Linked DNA regions of Mus musculus: region 1 is linked to region 2. The links are chromatin loops, found by intact Hi-C in ENCODE. Cell type or tissue: left cerebral cortex. All regions are shown on one strand. Links, peaks and the distances in the headings refer to the core of each region. The heading gives the core; the rest is flanking DNA.

Region 1 (6,794 bases), core at 1,148-6,147, 260 kb after region 2:
CATCCTGGTCCTTGGCCTTAAAAATGATTATTTTATTTTTAATTGTGTGTCTGTGTCTATGTGCATGGGAGTGCAGAGGCATGGAGTCATCCTGGAGCTAGATTGTTGTTGAAAGCTGCTTGACATTGGTGCTGGAGACGAAACTGGGGTCCTGCGGAGCCATCTCTCTAGCCCCATCGTGTTTCTAATTTTTAAAATTGCTACATTTATTTATTCATTATGGGGGGCAGTATGAGAAGATACATACTATGGGGATCAGAGCATGGCTTGTGAGAGCAGGTTCTTTCCAGCATGTGGATCTTGGGGATTAAACTCAGATCAAAAAGCTTGGTAGCAAATGTGATTATCCACTGAGCCACCATAAAAGCCTATGGTTCTTGGTTTTTAAGTTATTATGTGAAAAAAAAAAACCCAAACAAACCCAAGGTTCTAATGAAAATGAGGTTTGATATATTGGTTTTGAAAGTTTTGAGATATTTATTGGCATTTTTGGTTTTGTAGCCTAGTTCTAGTTACTTTGAGCAGATGAAAAAGCTTTTTGTAGTTGTTTCCCATATCAGAAACGTTTAGCAGAAGAGCTTCTGCCAAACAGTAGGAAGATTTTTCCATTCATTCCTTAAAATGTCATGTGTGTAGATGTCCATGTGCGTGCACATATGTGTGGAAGTGCATGTGTGCATGTGCATCTGAAGGCCAGAGGATCGTTTCAGGCACTGGTCATTAGGAGCCGTCCTCCTAGGTTTTAAGGCTGTGCCTCCCATTGGCCTGGAGCCGGTGAGTAGGCAAGGCTGAGGATGCTGGTTTCTAAGCACATGCCACCACACCCGGCTGCTTTATTAGCTTGCTGCTGTGGATTCTGAGGCTTGAACTGAAGTCCTCTTGCTTGTGTAGTATGAGGATTAATGTTAATTATCACCTTGACAGAATCTACAAATACTGGGAGACAGCCCATGAAAGCAAAAATTTAACACTACCAACAGGTCTCTACCCACACAATGAGACCAGGCAAATCCTGGTTTGTTTTAAAGACTTAAGTGGTTTTTCCAGTGAGCCCTTCCTTTTCAGTAAGTGTACTAAAGGGCTATGATTCATGGACTATCTCACTGGGCTTATGAAAATGTAATCATACGGTAGAAATGTTGACAATTCAGGGCCTGCTAGCACAAGTGGGTAAAAAAAAAGTAATATAAATTATTGACCTATATGCTTTTTCTGGACTCAACTCAGTCCTAATATGTGGGCACAATCTTTGCTATTGTTTGGGTCACTGATTCAGCAGAAGCCAGGAGAATAACTTTTTTAGTAATTACAACGATGATGAGTGTTAGTTAATACTTTCATATCAAAAGGAGGAGGTAGTAGTGCTGAAGAGATGGCTGCTCTTCAGAGGATCTGGGCTCTTTCCCAGTACCCACATACAGGGCTGCTCACAACTATCTAGTTCCAAAGGATTTGACAGCATCTTCTGGCCTCCTTGGACACTCTATGCACATGGTGCACATACAATGTAGGCAAAACACCCATATACATGATTTTTTTTTTTTTTTGAGGCAGGGTTTCTCCATGCAGCCTTGGCTGTCCTGAAGCTTGAGCTGTAGATCAGGCTGAGCTTGAACTCAGAAATCCACCTGACTCTTTAATCCCAAGTGCTGGGATTAAAGGCATGTACCACCATCACCTGGCTTTGCTGCTTGTCTTTTTAAAAAATATTTTTAGAACTGGAGATATGACTCAGCATTTAAGAGCACGTTGCTCTTGCAGAGGTACCAGGTTCCCATCACCCACATGGTGATTCACAGCCATGATTAACCCTAGGTCCAGGGGATTCAACAGGCACACTTGTGATGCACTCACATTCATGCAGGCAAAATGTTCCTATGCATGAAGCAAAGATTTTTAAAAAATGTGTGTGAAGCCGGGAGTGGTGGAACACGCCTTTAATCCCAGCACTTGGGAGGCAGAGGCAGGCGGATTTCTGAGTTCGAGGCCAGCCTGGTCTACAGAGTGAGTTCTAGGACAGCCAGGGCTACACAGAGAAACCCTGTCTCGAAAAAACAAAAACAAAAAAACCCATAACTTCTCTTTTTGGGCGGGAGAAGCCAGAGACAGCCCTCTTGGTTTGCTCACAGCATCCATGGAGGGAGAGCTTCTGAGAGAGTCTAAGAACACAGTTGGAAAGCAACATACTGAGAGGACTTGAGTCTCTCCTCACAACTGTATTCCTGGATGCAGCTGAAGAAGGAGTGGGTCTTAGTGAAGAAAGACAAGAATTCTCTTTCATCTCTGAAACTTTACCATGAGGTGTTACCACGAGTCAGCTCTCTAAGAAAGAACCCTGTAGTAGTATGAACCACCTGGAATTCCCCTTCTGTGAGCTAGACCCGGGGAACTGGAAGTCACTTTTCTGGCTGGAGATTGACGCTGGTTAATGTAAGTGAACTGGTGTTGATCCTGGCTTAATTCTCTTTCCTCACAGTTTCTGTCTAAAGGTTCCAGCAGGGTGTGGTACAACTCGGTAGTCTCATCTAGAGGTGGGAGCACAGGCATCAGATGTTCAGAGCCATTTTCAGCTACAGAACAAGTTCCAGGCCACCTAGCAATTTGGCGGCTAGAGTTGATGATATATATATAATTACTCTGGCATAAATTCCAAACCAAACCCAAATAAAACCCATATGGTGTTAGAGGCAGTACTCTTAAATTCGAGGTCAGCCTGGTCTACAGAGGGAGTTCTTGGACAGCCAAGGTTACACAGACAAACCCTCGCTCAGAAAACCAAAACAAAAATCCACACAGGCAACTAGCCCCGACTGAAAACTTTATCATCACAAAGCTTGAAAGAGCAAGGAAAGCTAGCTCTATCCAGCTTGTTGCTCGGAGTGGGAGTGGGATTAGGAGACCATTTCCATGCTGCAAATGAAACGAAACAGCGAACATAAAGGAAGCCAGGATATAGAGTCCATGAAGGAAGGAACTTGCCGAAGTGCAAGCGCCTGGTAGTTACTGTCTGTTTATAATTATTATGTGGGATTATGGTCTTTACCACTGAATTACATTCTTAGTTTTCGGATCACTTAAAAAAGATCCTCACCTTTTTGCGCTTTTATTTCCCCTGCTCCTAAGAAGCGTAGGGTCAACTCCCGACACGGCGCGTGTCTCTTTGGGTCTAAAACTTTTTAACATCCGAATAAAGAGACTTCCCGAGAAATTAGGCGACCGCAAAATTTTGGGTTCGCCGCTTGCCGTAGCGCGCTCATTGGTGCCCAGGTTACCGCCCCATTCTCTGGAATCACGTTAGTCTCCACGCATGCGCAGCGTAAACTCACGCCTCCTCCTGGGTCTAGGACGCAAGCGCGCGCACGCTCCCCGGCCGGGGTGGGCGGGGAATGGGGGAGAGTAGGGAGGGAGGGGAGGAGGGGAGGAGCCTACTCCGGTGAGTAGAAGGCGGTGGGACGCTGGGATCGTCCAGGCCTGGCTGCCTGGTGGGGAAAACGCTGCGCCAGCATAGAACCGACGGAAGGGAGCGGAGCCAGTCAGCGGAACACTCGCGCGACACGATCGGGTCGCTGAGCCCCCTCGATCCTCAGGGCGCGAAGCCCTGGCCTAGGCCCCGCGGAGATGTCCAGTTGCGGCGCTTGTACCTGCGGCGCTGCGGCCGCCCGGCTTCTCACCACTTCGCTCACCTCCGCGCAGAGAGGTAACGAAGTAGTCCCGAGCCGGTGCCCGCTCTGGGCTCTCGGCGAGTGAACCTGTGGGGATCCCGGGGGGAGAGGAGGGCTTGAAGGCTGCGAGGCGCTACGAGCCTCTGGAGTACCTGGCTGTCGGATTGGAAGGAAACCCGGTGGGCTATCGCTGGCCTGTGAGCTCTCGGGCCTTCGGAGTTTGGGGGCTGGAATGAGGCCATCTCGCCTCAACTCAGGGAGAACAACCGAGTGCGACGCAACACTCGTTAAAAGTGTCCCCCGTGCAGCCCTTCTTGGGGCCTGTCACTTTTGGGGAGTCTGTGCCCGGTTGTCGGGCTAGTCGCCTGGACCGGCAGCGCAAGGGTGTCACTGACATTGTGCGGTCTCGGGGACGACAAGACGTAAACACAGCTCGCTGGCCTTCCAGATATTTGGGAAACTTGGGGTCCCAAGATATTTGGGAAACTTGGGGTCCCAAGAAAGCAGCGGGGAGGTGGGGCGAAAACGACCGCTGGAATTCCTGAAATACTTAAATTTAGCAACAGTCATTCGCCCGCTTCCCCAGCTTGACAGCTGGGATCAGCCTCTAAGAGTGGAGTGGCTCTTGTTTACTTTGCTTCTCTATTCATCAGGACCTGTGACAGAGTGCACACCTGCCAAGAGATTCCGGGAATGAAACCCGTTTTTCTTTCCCACAAGTCTATGCATATCAGATTGTAAGGCTAGGTCTTGTTAGGCTCTGAACTTACAGATGTCTTTTCATGACGATCCTTGGATCAATAAAAGCAGTTTTCCTTTTTTTTTTTTTTTTGACTAATTCTAAAATCATCATTGTCTACTAACTGTATAATTGGCAGTTTATAATACACATGAAATGGAGTAACATAGGCGGAAGCATTTAGTATTGACACGTAAGTGTAAGATTTAGTCTTAAAACATTGCCACACCTCAAGTAGGTGTCCCAGTTCCAGAGGTTTGATTTGTAAACACTGGAAAGAAACATAATTTTAATGTATTGTTTGACCTACATTCGTTGAGGGCTTAAGGTATTACAGTTTGGTACTAGGGGTATTAAATTCATCATGTTTAAATTTGGTTGACAACAGCATTAAAAAGGGTACGTGTTTTAGACAGGAGGAGTTCTTGATAAGATTTAGTCAAAGAATTCTAGCTTCAGCCCGGAGGTTATAGCACATGACTTTAGTTCCGGCAGTCTTTAGGCAGGGGCAAGCCAGGTCTCTGGAACTCTGTACACCAGTCTTGGCCTTGGATTCAGATTAAAGGCCTGTGCCACCACGCCCAGCTGATGTATATATTTTTTAAATGGACTTGACAAATGGGTTAGAAAGATAGCTCAGCAAATAAAAGTATTTGCTGCCCAGTCTGACAACCTGACTTCAACCCTGGGCCTATAAGGTAGAAAGAGAGATAGAGTCCTGTAAGTAGTAAAGAGCGGACAGACAGACTTTTTGTTTGTTTGTTTGTTTGTTTCAAGGCAGGGTTTCTCTGTGTAGCCCTGGCTGTCCTGGAACTCACTCTGTAGACCAGGCTGGCCTCTGCCTCCCAAGTGCTGGGACTAAAGGCGTGCGCCACCACTGCCAAGCTAGATTATTTGTAAAGTTTTGTAGATCCTTAGTTCAAAATGAAGAATCCAGGTAGGATCTGGGACTCAAGGCCAACATCAGCTGCATAGAGAGTTCACATTAGTCTGGATGACATGAAAACCTGTCTCAGAAAACAAAAAGTTAGGTATGGTGTTGGCTCATGCTAATAACCTCCACACTTTGGAGGGTTGCCATGGTATTTAAGCCAGTCTGTGCTATAAAGTGAGAGCTTATCACCCAAAAGAAAAAAAATCATTTAAATATGTTATATATAATATATATACATATATATATTAAAAGCTGAATAAGTTGTGACTGGAGATACTGCTCCAAAGAGAACTGACTGCTCTTCCAGAGAACCTAAGTGCAATTCGCAGTACCTGTATGGTAACTCACACCATCTTTACACTTCTAGGGATCTTAACACCTTCTGGCCTTCATAGGCACACATGTGGTAACAGATATACATGCAGATAAAACACCCATACACAGTTTATAAAATTTAAAAAGTAAATTACATCATTGTTTCACTATGTAGCTGATGCTTTCCTGGAACTCACTGTGTATTTGAGTTGCTGTCAAACTCGTGGTCCTCCTGCATCAGCTGTGGACCACTCTTTATATTTCTGTTTTTGCCATAGTGGGACATTGAACCAAGGGCCTTACACATGCTAGGCAGGTGCTTGGTCCTTTAAGAATATTTTGTTTTGAGACAATGCTTCACCAAGTTCTCTTTGTAACCCTTGCAGGTCTTGAACTTGCCATTCTCCTGCCTCAGCCATCACAGCAGCTGGGACTCAGTTCTGAGTCACCAGGCCCAACTTTCTTCTACTTCCTAACAGCCTTAAATGTTCATTATTTTATTATTTTAGAAGGCAGCTGCTCTGAAACTCAAAAGGCTTTATCTGTATGACATGTCCATAGATAGTTTAACTTTTTTTTGTTTTTTGTTTTTGTTTTTTGAGACAGTTTTTCTGTGTAGCCCTGGCTGTCCTGGAACTCACTCTGTAGACATGGCTGTCCTGGAACTCAGAAATCCACCTGCCTCTGCCTCCCCAGTGCTGGGATTAAAGGTGTGCGCCACCATTGCCCGGCTGATGGTTTAACTTTTAACTGGCATTTATCATTACTGCCAAACAGTGTTGCAAAATGTACAGAGATATCTCCCTAGCTTTCAGGGTTTTTTCACCTGAAGTTCACAGGTCCTTCAGGGGTCAATAGGTAGGATTCAGGTTTCTTAAACCTTATTTCCACTAATCTTTAGCTAGAAAATGGCATTTTCTTTAATTATCAAAGTAGACCATAAGTCATAACAGTCTTTCAAGTGTCTGTGACTTTGTCACCAGTCAGAATCACACATTTTCACATTAAAGGCATGCGCCACCACGCCAGGCCCTCTTGCATGTTTTCATCTTGCCTCTTCATGGTCCATGATTCCAACAGAGGTTGTCAGCACAATGAAACCAAACTGCCGTGATGGGAGCAGTTTGCTCTGCCATCTCTCCAG
Region 2 (6,794 bases), core at 1,609-6,608:
CATTGCTATTTTGCCTGAACACAAGTCTGTGTGAGGGGGTCAGAAGTCCTGGAACTGAAGTTACAGACAAGTGTGAGCTGCATGTGGGTGCTGGGGACTGAACCTGGATCCTCTTCAATAGGACCCAGTGTTCTTAACCACTAAGCCATCTCCCCAGCCCTGGATCAAGTGGGGTTTTTTTGTTTTGGTTTGGTTTTGGTTTTTGAGACAGGATTTCTCTGTGTAGCCCTGGCTGGCCTGGAACTCACTCTGTAGACCAGGCTGGCCTCAAACTCAGAAATCCGCCTGCCTCTGCCTCCCAAGTGCTGGGATTAAAGGCATGCGCTACCATGCCTGGCAGATCAAGTGTTCTTAACTGCTAAGCCACCTCTCGAAGCCCCATTACCTGGGGTGCTGTCTTAGTCACACTTCATAGCCTAGGTAACTTGTCTTTTCCTGTTCAGTGCCAAACTACAGAGCAGCATAGAACCAGCTAAGCTTTATCAATAACATATAACAAGACCTGGCAAGGCCTGACTTGCTTGGCCAGTAGAGATGTAATGAGACACTTAGGTTCAGCCGCTCACTCACTTGTTCACATAAAGTGGGCACAAAGGAATCGGGCAGGCTTCTCAGGGTTTGCTGCTGCTGCTGCTGCTGCTGCTGCTGCTGCTGCTGGTGGTGGTGGTGGTTTGGTTTAGTTTTTTTGTTGTTTGTTTGTTTGTTTTGTTTTTGTTTTTTTGGTTTTTTTTTGAGACAGTTGTCTCTGTGTAGCACTGTTTGACCTGAAGATCACTTTGTAGACCAGGCTGGCCTTAAACTCACCTAGATATCTCAGTCTTTTCCTCCAGAGTGCTGGGGTTAAAAGTGTGCCCCACCATTCCTGGTGCTTCTCAGGAATCTTGACAGGCACACTGAAAAAGACTGTGCTGAAACAAAAGGGAGACATGAATTGTAGAGAAAGACTCTGAAAGGAGCCCCTTGCTCAGGCCTCGGGGCAATAGTGGACACCCAAGAACTCACAAGAGACCAAGCTTGATGCAAACCACATGAGGCTTTATTCGGGGAAAGCCAGAGCTCTGGGGACGACTCATATCCCATGCAGGGGTAGAGGAGTCGATCACGAGGGGAAAGGGGTCCACGTTTTTATAGGCCCTCAGGGGGGAAAGGAGAAGGGGGGATTAGGGGATTTCCAGATCTAAACAATGTCTATTCTCAAAAAAAAAAAAAATGGGTATGGAAGGGGTACAAGGAAAGAGTCTGGTGTAGATGTAGCAACTCCGGATTGGCCCTGCTGTGGTTGCTTGGGAGATTTTCTGACTCTTTCCCAGCAACCAATATCACAAACACCTGGCAATGGGCTTCATCAGCGGGCACACACATGGGTTCAAGGAACGGTCAAAACACTGGCAGACACAAGGGTTCAAGGAGTGGCCAGAGCATTGTGCACCTCTATTTTTCTAAATTAGTGAAGCTAGTTCTGCTAACAATGAAATCTATCTTGCCAATTTCAGGGCTTCTGTGACCTTTTACATTCTGTCAGGATCTTTCAGTGGGACACACACTGATGAGGGATGAGCTATGGGACACCCACCCCTGAGATGGGAGTTACTGGACACCTACCCCTGAAGAGACAATTCTCGATTGTGCTAAGCAGCTTTTATGTTCTTGGCAAGGGGGAAAGAAAACCACATAGGAAGCTGCAGGGAGAGATGTTGCATGAAATATTAGAGAAGTATCTTTCTAGCATTTTCCCAGGGGAGACAGCTTGGAACTCCGCACAAACCTACCCTCTCCACTAAGGCCCAGCTCAGCTCTGGCTAGGACCTCTGCTCCGTGGCTGTACGGACATAGGTGGTGTTGGCAAGATGCGGTGCTACAGACGCTGCCCTACAGCTTCACCAGAATCTGAGGGCTGTTTAGAAGCCTCGGTGCTGGGGGATTGAGTCCAAGGCTTCAGATGTGCCAAGCACATCTGTGAGGGGGAAGAGGAGGAGCTAGAGACGGGGTCACACTCTGTAGCAAGGCTTGCCTGGTCTAGAAAGCACTATATAAGCTGGGCTGGCCTCCATCTCACTGGATAGCTTAGGCTAAGCTCAAGCTCACGGCAGTTCTCTTATCTAGTTTCCCAAACAGGGACCTACAGGTGCAAGGCACCACACCCTGCTGCTAAGCACCTGTCCTACTGCAGAGATACAGTCCTAGCCGGGGAGGGTTTGTTTGTTCATCTTAACCACAGTGGAGGAGAGAGAAAATAACTCTGAAAACTTACAAATCTGAGTCTCTGTCTCTGTCTCTGTCTCTGTCTCTGTTGTCCAGACTGGTCCTGAACTCAGACAGAATCCTCCTGCCTCAACTTCCTGAGTACTGGGATTTCCAGCCTGTACCACCAGGCCTTTCTTCTAATTCATTATGAGGACGCAAACTGCACAAAAATCAGATGTGTCCTTTTCCCTCGCTCTTTGTGGGCCCAGATTTGAGAATAGCGTCAGCAAATGATAGAGAATCCATGAGCCCAAAGGAAATTCAAGATAGCACACTGTATTTTGATAATGGAGTAGGTGTATGTATTTAGAGTCTTAAAACGTGCTCTCAGATCAGAGACGTCAAATGGGATACTTAGAGAAAACCACTGTTCTTTTTCTCTTTTAAAAGATTTTATTTATTTTACATATATGAGAGTACTGTCTGTCCTCAGACATACTAGAAGACAGCATCGGATCCCATTACAGATGGTTGTGAGCCACCATGTGGTTGCTGGGAATTGAACTCGGGACCTCTGGAAAAGCAGTTGGTACTCCTAACCACTGAGCCGTCTCTCCAGCCCCTACTGTCCTTTCTTTTAGGGAGCTCAACATCAAAAAGAAAAAAGAAAAAAATTCAAGGGAAGGCTCCTTTAACCTCACAGTGGGTCAGTACACACTGCAGTAGGACATGGTGCCTGTGGGTCCTCTCTTAATGCCATTACAATAATCCCACTGATACACAGCTCCCAAAGACAGTAACAGGAACTGGGGAGGCATAGCTCCTCCACCAGTCTGGTCTCTGCCTACTTTCCCAGCTACCTTTACACTTCTTTCCCCACTCTTTCCCTCAGCTAACGTACAGTGTGGATTAGGAAATAAATGATGGGTCAAGGGACCTGCCTCTCAGTGTAGCAGCCACCTCCAGGCCTTATTTCTCCATCTTTCATGTCTCAGTGCCACAGGCATTGTTAGCTTTTATCACTACTGAATGCCAATGTTGTTATATCCATTTACAGAGAGAAGACCCCAACCCAACAAAGAATGGGTGGTCTACTAAAGATCTTTAACATTAAAGTTCTGGAGGCTAGAGAGATGATGGTTCAGAGGTTAAGAGCGCTGGCTGCTGCTCCAGAGGTCCAGAGTTTAATTCCCAGCAACCACATGGTGGCTCACAGTCATCTATAATGGGATCTGATGCCCTCTTCTGGCATGCAGGTGTACATGCTGATAGAGCACTCATATACATAAAATAAATAATCAATTAGTTAAAAAAAAAAAAAAAAAGAAAAAAATGAGCACATGATGAACAGTGTTGGTGAGCTTGAGATGGGTCCGCAGTGTGGAAAGGGGAAGCTTTGTGAGTTCTGGGCACTGCCGTAGCTAGGAGCCGGGACAGGACCCACCCGGGTTTTGAGGAAGTGACCAGGAAGTGTTTGCTGAGTTTGCTTGGTTTTGGTGGGAGGTGGTGTGGGCACTTATGGAGTATGGATTGGTGTTAATGTGTGTTGTGGAAATGTGACCCTCAAGGAGGAATGTATTTTAGTGCTACTGACGTAAATAAAATGTAAACGTCACTGAAAAAAAAATTAAAAAAAGAAAAAAGAAAAGAAAAGAAAAATTTCTGTATCCAAATTCACATTTGTTTGTTTGTTTTTTTCCGTCATAACTGTAATGCTGAGGTCTCCAAAGCCATGGTTGGCCTCTGTCATCTCAAAAAGGCAGGAATTTTGGCTTTCTGCTCTAACGCAGGGATGTGTGTGTGAGTGAGAGAGAGAGACAGAGAGACAGAGACAGGGAGACAGAGAGACAGAGAGAGGGAGACAGAGACAGACAGAGATTGGATATAGAGGTTGGATAAGCGCCTGCTGGACCTGGCTTGTTCTTTCAGAAATCTTGTAGGCCCAGGTGCCTGTACCTGCTGAGCCATCCCACCGGCCAGTGAACATGAAGTTTATTTACTTTGAGTAGCTAACAGAGGTGGGGTGAATGTTGCTTTCTCTTCTAACCTTGTATGTTTTCCCTCCTGTCAGGCAGTCCACGTGCGGCACCTCCTCCCGCCGCTCGGTGGCGCTGTGGGGCCCCCTCGCGCACAGAAGCGAGAGTCATCCTTTCTTGGTCCGGCCGCTAGCCTTCCTCTGTCGGAGGGCGGGGCTCGGGGAACCGGAAGTGCCGAGGCCTCCGGTGCTGTCTTCGCCTCCGCCGCTTTTAAGTCCCTTCGTCCGCTGCCTGGGGGCCGCGGGGGCCGCCGCCGAGGAAGCTGCTGTGGCCCCGACGGGAGCGGAGGCGGCGCGGCATGAAGCGGCGTAGGCCCGCTCCATAGCGCATCCGGACGGTCCGGGCGGGCCCGGGGGGAAGGTGCAGTATCCGCCCGCTCTCCCTCCCCTGCGCCCGCGAGGCCACGGAGCTCCGGCCGGCCGCCCTCGGGCCGCTCCCGCCGGGAGAGCGGGTGGCTGGGCCCCGTTGGCCGGAAGAGGAAGCGCACACTCGGATTGCGAGGCTGCCAACGTTCACTGGGCGCCCCTGAACGCTGGCTGCTGCCCGCTCGGACTCCCACGTCCGTTATCTTGATAGAGCCTGGCTTGGGTTGGGATGCCGGGGACAGTCCGGGCATTCGGAGGAGGAAACGGAAATCCGCAGAGGCGAAGGGGTTCGCCTGAGGTCCGCCAGTGGCGGATGGGATTCGCCTTTGGACTCGCTGCTTTCCCCTAGCCGGGTGTTCCTTCCTCCCTCCCTCCTGCTTCACTCTAGATCCATCCCTCCGCGCTCACTGTCTCGCTGCCATTCTGTTCCACGCATTCGCAGCAGGGTCCTTGCCCTTCCTGTCCAGCTTGCTCATCCTCTTTTAACTAAGCCTTGCTGTTCCTACTGTCCTCTCGCGCCACATTCGCTGCCACACCTCTCCTCCTTCCTCATTCATAGCTTTCAAGCCCTTTACGTCGGATAAACTTTCTCAGCTGTAGACACAGAAAAGTGAAATGGCTAGGCTCCAGTGAGGTGTGCAGGGTCTAGACGACTGATTGGTTCTTACCGTAAAAAGCTACGGGATGCCATTTCTAGAGACCCCACCCCAAGAATCCCGAAGCTCTTTTTAACACAATATGTCATTTTTCAGAATGAGGGGCTTCGCGCTTTGGGGAGGTGTCTTGACTCTTAGCCTATTGCTGCTAACATTTTTACCCTCCTCTTGCCACATAGCTTCTTCATCTCTATGTGGCATACAGAGCTTGGAGTCTAAACTGATAACATATTATTTACTGTTGCAAAAATAACACACATTTTTCCCCCTAAGCTAGACTATCAACTGGCTTCGTGATTATTTTTTAGAAAAGCTACCTATCTCACTTATTCTCAATATTATGGCAAGAAAAAGAAGGCAAAATGGAGTACTCTTAAAGAATAGGACAGCTTTGTCAGAAATTGTAGCTGGGTATAGTGCTGCATACCTGTAACCCCAGCATTTGCGAGGCCGAGGCAAGAGGATCTTGAGTTCAAGATTAACCTTGGCTACAAACAGAGAAGTGAACAAAATTTAGTTGTTAAATTCAAGTTCCCTTTCTGCAAACAATGACCTATAATACACATTTTTTATTGTACTGAATTTATTCTTTCATCAGCTCGTTATGACATCATGTAAAAGGAACATAGGCACATAGAAATAAATTCTGTCTTTGTGTGTGTGTGTGCTTGTGTGTGCTCGCGGCTCTACACGCACATGTCTTCGGGATCGTGTGGAAGTCGGAGGATAACTTTTGGGAGTCCTCCCTTTACACTTCGTTGAGGCAGAGTCGCAATTGCTGTGTATCCCAGGCTAGCTGATCAACTTCAGCGGTTCTCCTATGTATGCCTCCCTTGCTGCATTCGGGCTGCTGGATTGACAGCCGCTCCAATGCTCCCCTGGCTTCCCTGGGATCTTTGGGTTTCTGCCACAGTGCTTTTGCCTTTTGAACTAATTCCCTGACCCTAGAAATACATTACATCCGCCAAAGTCAAGGCTTTACAGTTGACACCTCACATCTATATGCCTTTTTAAAAAGGTTTGTGTGTATGCGTGAGGGTATGTGCATGTGAGTGCAGTTCCCATAGAAACCAGAGGTATTGGATCCCCCTGAGAACTGGTCTTATGGGTGGTTGTGAGCAGCCAGAAATGGCTACTGAGAACCAAACTTGGGGCCTCTGCAATATCATTATTAACTCTTAACTGCTGAGCCATCTCTGGTCCGCTTTTGCAGTTTTTAAAACCTATCATTTTCCCTTGAATGTGTCTGGACATCAAGATTTACACCTACTGTTAGAACTTAACTACGCAATTTGAGTTATACATTTCTGGAAAAAAAGTAATCTTAGGGTCGAGCTCATTAGCAAAGGTCTGCAATTTCCACACTCAGGAAGCTGAAGCAAGAGGACTAAATTCAAGACCTGCATAGGGTTTGTAAGACCTATCAACACAAACACAGTTTTGACAAGTTGGAGATCCCAAAGAATTCAGGCATTCCATATTACACTAACAGGAAATCTATCAGTTAAATATTTGGGGATTTTTAGGCTTATATTTTTTCGACCGTATATGGT

Evidence for each region. Hi-C counts contacts between places; a loop is a spot of excess contacts. Peaks named below come from ENCODE experiments on the same cell type or tissue, not always from the same donor. Only the 100,000 strongest peaks of a DNase experiment are listed, where the experiment ranks them.
Region 1: a loop joins it to region 2, with 2.1 times the contacts of the local background. A loop is called at or near these places in 2 of 42 quality-filtered maps.

Annotation. Positions count from the first base shown.
Region 1 is chr9:65,290,869-65,297,662 of GRCm38, forward strand. It overlaps Clpx (caseinolytic mitochondrial matrix peptidase chaperone subunit), which reads left to right and starts at 3,392. Exons shown (of 14, transcript NM_011802.3): 1 at 3,392-3,697. The coding sequence starts at 3,619. It also overlaps the pseudogene Gm16218. In left cerebral cortex, for the core only: a CTCF peak has its summit at 3,335; DNase peaks (open chromatin) are centred at 3,315 and 4,239; H3K4me3 peaks cover 2,465 bases; H3K27ac peaks cover 1,317 bases.
Region 2 is chr9:65,028,044-65,034,837 of GRCm38, forward strand. It overlaps Dpp8 (dipeptidylpeptidase 8), which reads left to right and starts at 4,415. Exons shown (of 21, transcript NM_028906.2): 1 at 4,415-4,580. Gm39362 (a long non-coding RNA gene) reads right to left here and starts at 3,369. Exons shown (of 3, transcript XR_870867.3): 1 at 1,770-3,369; 2 at 805-908. In left cerebral cortex, for the core only: CTCF peaks have their summits at 3,441 (motif pointing left), 4,278 and 4,481; DNase peaks (open chromatin) are centred at 3,587, 4,344 and 4,868; H3K4me3 peaks cover 1,346 bases; H3K27ac peaks cover 1,392 bases.